Regions from separate parts of the Homo sapiens genome. Here region 1 is linked to region 2. A link is an interaction called in ENCODE POLR2A ChIA-PET data of the cell type or tissue named here. Cell type or tissue: Panc1. All regions are shown on one strand.

Evidence for each region. Peaks named below come from ENCODE experiments on the same cell type or tissue, not always from the same donor. Only the 100,000 strongest peaks of a DNase experiment are listed, where the experiment ranks them.
Region 1: POLR2A ChIA-PET joins it to region 2 with 10 read pairs; 3 of 35 experiments call an interaction of 5 or more read pairs at or near these places.

The regions. Positions count from the first base shown.
Region 1 is chr16:88,831,624-88,834,123 of GRCh38, reverse strand. It overlaps GALNS (galactosamine (N-acetyl)-6-sulfatase), which reads left to right. Exons shown (of 14, transcript NM_000512.5): 9 at 2,023-2,126. Among named protein-coding and RNA genes, the nearest start is that of APRT, 21 kb to the right of the region's middle. In Panc1, no CTCF peak of the experiment used is centred here; no DNase peak of the experiment used is centred here.
Region 2 is chr16:88,935,784-88,938,283 of GRCh38, reverse strand. The region is part of intron 1 of CBFA2T3 (CBFA2/RUNX1 partner transcriptional co-repressor 3); the gene reads left to right. LOC107984871 (a long non-coding RNA gene) reads left to right here. Exons shown (of 2, transcript XR_001752305.3): 1 at 1-698; 2 at 1,146-1,506. Among named protein-coding and RNA genes, the nearest start is that of CBFA2T3, 40 kb to the left of the region's middle. RefSeq lists an enhancer at 1,820-2,019. In Panc1, a CTCF peak has its summit at 2,069 (motif pointing left); no DNase peak of the experiment used is centred here; H3K27ac peaks cover 780 bases.

The DNA.
Region 1 (2,500 bases), 100 kb after region 2:
CTCCATCTCCCGCCCACTGGAGTCAGACCCACGAGTCGAGGCCCCCAACAGACCCATGTGTGGAGGGCTACAGGCAGCTCCCAGGAGGCAGGGTGCTGGGTGGGGGGAGGGTGGTGTTGGCCGTCATTCCCCATGGGGAGCCCGGGGGGGCCCACCTCGACGCCAGCACCCACAACCACCAGCCAGCAGGGGCAAGGGTCCCAGCGACCTGAGTCTTCATTTCTAAATGATGGAATGTTTCATACCAACAAATGGCATGTTTCATACCAACAAATGGTATATGTACCTATTTGTAACAAGATGAGAACCCACACACCCAGCACCCAGCACAAGACTAGAAACAGAACATCCCAGAGAAAGAAAGCAGGGGAGGGGGCTGGGCGTGGTGGCTCACACCTGTAATCCCAGCACTTTGGGAGGCTGAGGCGGGTGGATCACGAGGTCAGGAGGTCGAGACCATCCTGGCTAACACGGTGAAACCCCATCTCTACTGAAAAACAAAAAATTAGCCAGGCGTGGTGGCGGGCACCTGTAGTCCCAGCTGCTGGGCAGGCTAAGTCAAGAGAATGACTTGAACCCGGGAGGCGGAGCTTGCAGTGAGCCGAGATCGCACCACTGCACTCCAGCCTGGGCGACAGAGCGAGACTCCATGTCAAAAAAAAAAAAAAAGGGGATGGGAGAGAGAAGGAAAGAAAGGGAGGGAGGGAAGGAGAAGAAGCACAGCATGGCCTCCTGTGAGCCTGAGTGTCCCCTAGAAGTGGCCAGTGTCCCCAGCTCAGTGTCCATTGTCCCTTCACAGGTTCTGTGGCTCTGCTGCTGTGAGCAGGGCCCTCCCTGAGACAGGCCGGGTTGCGGGTGTTGGCGTGTTTGCCCGTGAGGGGCTCTGAGCAGAGCTGCCTGCGAGGTTCCGTTCAGAGGCTTCCCCACGCTGCCGCTCGGGGTTGGATGGCAGCGCAGGAAGGAGCTGCGGTGACTTTGCCTCCCCTGGATGGTTCACTTTTTCACTGCCGGAAAAATATTTTCTTTTTTTTTTTTTTTTTTTTTTTGAGAAGGAGTCTCGCTCTGTTGCCCAGGCTGGAGTGCAGTGGCGCGATCTCAGCTCACTGTAGCCTTGACCTCCTGGGCTCCAGCAATCCTCCCACCTCAGCCTCCTGAGTAGCTGGGACTACAGGACGTGCCGCCACACCCAGCTAATTTTTGTATTTTTGTAGAGATGGGGTTTAGCCGTGGTCTCTCTTTGGTAGAAACCAGTCTAGGCTAGTCTTGAACTCCCGAGTTCAAGCAGTCCCCCTGCTTCGGCCTCCCAAGGTACTGGGATGACAGGTATGAGCCACCGCAGCCGGCCCCTTCGTTTCCTTTTTCCCTTTTATTCAGGGGACCCGAAGCTGAGAGAGCCTCAAGTGGCTCAGGCTACAGCAGCAGGGGTGGCTTTTGTCCCTGACGTGGGCCCCCCACCCCCTTCTTCCATGTCTGGGAGTGAGCCAGGGATGGTGTAGTCACCTGAGATGGCCTTTGCCCCGTGACCACTTCCCACAAGTGATGGTTCAGAAACCAAAATCCGGTCTTGGGGGCTTGTCAGAAACACAGATTCCTACGCCCCACCGTGACTGACTGAGTCAGAACCATGGGGAGGCCAGAAGTTGGCTGCATTTTAAGTACCCCAAACACCGGGAGGCTTGTGAACATTCACGTTCGGGAAGCACCAGTCGGCAGCTGCGCACGTGGCACCCAGGGCCTCTGCTGCGGGAGTGTACCTCTCTGAGTCTTGCTGACACCGTATGGTTGTGTTTCCATTTCCTCAGTGGGCATGATGTCCCCACTTTCTCCAGGAGACTTTGCAGCCGCGGCATCTCAGATGAGCCCCTGGAGAGCCACCCCGAGGCTCGGATCATGCACTCCAGCCAGAGTGCCTTGGCCGGGCCCTTTGTCCCTATGACCAGTCTCAGTGACTCAGTGGGGAGGGAGGGGGAGGGCCTGGGGACATCTGGTCCCAGTGGCCTGACAAGGGCCCCTCTCTCCCAGGTGGCAGCAACGGCCCCTTTCTGTGTGGGAAGCAGACCACGTTTGAAGGAGGGATGAGGGAGCCTGCCCTCGCATGGTGGCCAGGGCACGTCACTGCAGGCCAGGTGAGTCAGCGTCCACCGGTCTGCCGGGCAGCAGGTCCAGGCCTGCAGCCATCCCAGGGTGTGTGCGCCCCTCACTGGCCACCTCCCCCATGCACCCCGTGCTCATCCTCACCGCTCTCCTCCCCACGCACCCTGTGCTCAGCCTCCACGCACCCCATGCTCAGCCTCACCACCCTCCTCCCCACGCTCCCCGTGCTCGGCCTCACCGCTCTCCTCCCCACGCACCCCGTGCTCGGCCTCACCGCTCTCCTCCCCACGCACCCCGTGCTCGGCCTCACCGCTCTCCTCCCCACGCACCCCGTGCTCGGCCTCACCGCTCTCCTCCCCACGCACCCCGTGCTCGGCCTCACCGCTCTCCTCCCCACGCTCCCCGT
Region 2 (2,500 bases):
TCTTAGAGCACCTGAGCACCCCCAAGGGACTGGGGGATCTGGTGGCTGAGGGCTCGGTCATGACTCGGGGTTAGCACTGTAGGTGCAAAAGCCCTCACCTGGATACAGGCCCTGGGGCCCATCTGGGGTCAGGGCACGGGTGGGAGAACTTGACCTCTGCCCTGCCTGGGTCATGGAGCCCCAAGGCCAGCCTCATCCCGGCTGCTCTAGGTCTGCACCTCTGGCCAGCCCCACCTCTGCTTCCTGCCCTGCTGTGCAGGGGAGGGAGGTCGTTGTTGCTAAAGACCCTCCAGAAGCCACTGGAACATTGCCCGGCTATTATCACAGACATGGCATCCAGTGTTCATAGAAATCCACGTCCAGGCAACCGATGTCACCTCCCAGGCTGGCCCCAGGCCCCTGGGGACGGAAAGGACCTAAACTCTACAATTTGTCAATGCCGGAGGGTGGCTTTGCCACCACTTCACTTACAGGACAAAAAGTGCCTGTCCTCCAGTGCTCATTCCCTGGGCAAGTATTGATCGAACACCTACTCCATACCAGGCGGGGGCAGAGTCACATGCAGTGAGAGGCACCCAGGCCCTGCATTGGATCCTCACGGCAGCCAGCCCTGAGGGCACCGCTGCTGCCCCACTTTCCAGACCGGGAAGCCGAGGCCCACAGAAGTTCCTAGCTCACAGCGCAGGAGCCCGACGCGGGTGGGTACCACGGGGCTCTGTCTGTGACACATCCAGGGTGGTCAGGCCCCTGGAACTTCCCACTGAGTTCTGACACGGGAGGGCCAGCGTGGGGACGGCAGGGAGTGGGCCGGGAGTGTGCAGAGTCCAGTGCACACTGTGGGCTGGGACCCGCTGCCTCGCAGGGGCAGGAGAGGGGTGGAAACACAACTGCTGGGGTACTGGCTAGGGAGGTGCAGGCCGCTTGAGGGCAGCTCAGAGGGAGGCTCACGACAGCGTCACCATCCCTGGTGTCAGGGCCAGGTTGGGTGGACACCACGCTGTTCGTCCACCTCGTGGCTCAGTCTCTCTGGGAAAGCCTGCGTCAGTGAACGACACCCCAGATCCTTTCCTGGGGGTTTTATTCTCCACCTCCTGACTTTCCTGGGCAGAGTGAGAAGGCCTGGTTCTGCTTCTGCGCTTCCGTAGGCCGGGACCTTCCTTTCAGCGGAGCCCAGGCCGTGCTGCGGGAAACAGCCCACCGGGCAGGCCTGGGAGGGCCGCCTTAGCCGAGAGCAAATGCAGGCAAGGGCTTTGCTTGTCTGGAAAAAAAATTCCTGGAGTGGAAACCGCCCTTGTAGCATCAGTGGAAAAGACTCAGGCGGAGACCTGGCAGTTGGGCTGGAAACTGACGATGAGGAGAGTGAGAGATAACTGCTCCCCAGTCCCCACTTCTGAGCTCGCAGCTTGCCCCGAGGGTGGGAGCTGGGGACTCAGGACCCGCCGGGATCCGGCTTTCCGCCTGTGCTGTGGCAATGAGTTTCCTGTGGCAATAAAACAGAAGTTCAGACTTCTGCTTTTTGTAATTCGTGGGACCTCACTGAGAGCCAGATGTCACTGGGAAGGAAAACAAAGATGAATTTGGCCGTAATAAGGAAGATGTCTCCCGGAGCCAAGGCACCAGCAGCCCAGCCGGCAGCTCACCCCGCACTGCTGTCGGCCGCCTGCCTCTGCGTTTCCCGCCCGCTTAGCCACCCAGGGCCGGTTCTGCCCCGTCGGGTCTGGGCAGCTCAGAGCCTCCTCGGCTGCCCCTGAGGCTGAGGTCGTGGTGGATACTCGGCTGCCCCTGAGGCTGGGGTCGTGGTGGATACTCGGCTGCCCCTGAGGCTGGGGTCGTGGTGGATACTCGGCTGCCCCTGAGGCTGGGGTCGTGGTGGATGCTTGGCTGCCCCTGAGGCTGGGGTCATGGTGGACGTGGCAGGAGGAGGTTTGGGGAGGAAGTCCAGGCACCGGGGCAGTCTTCTGTTTACTCAGCAGAGGAAAGTCCACACCGGGGAGGCAGCAGGTGGGACCTGCCGGAGACCAGGATGGGAGATACCTGGGAGACGCCCAGGAAATGCCCGGGGCAGTCAGGAGGGCTCCTGCGCACCCTGGTGGCCCCAGGTCACACATGGAACTCATGAGGAAGTCCCCGCCCAGTGTACCCGACCTCCCTGAGTACCCGGGAAAGCCAGGGTGCCATCAAGCCAGCAGGGGAAGCAGCTCCAGCTGCAGTGAGACCCTCTTACAGGTGGGGAGGGGCTCCCCACGAGGGCCAGGGGTGACTGCAGCCCCCTGCCCTGTTCCCGGAGGCAGCGGGGAGGGGGATGGGCAGCCCCTCGGTTTCTTGGAGCCCCCACCTGGATTCGACTCCCCTCCCAGCAGCTGCGTGACCTACACCACATATTCCCATCTGTCCCTCGGGTCTCAAACGCAAAATGCAGTCACAAAGGCATTTACCCCTTCGGGCTGTGATGAGCTGGGATGTGTGTGTCTGGACTGGGACCATCAGCCTCGTCCCTTTT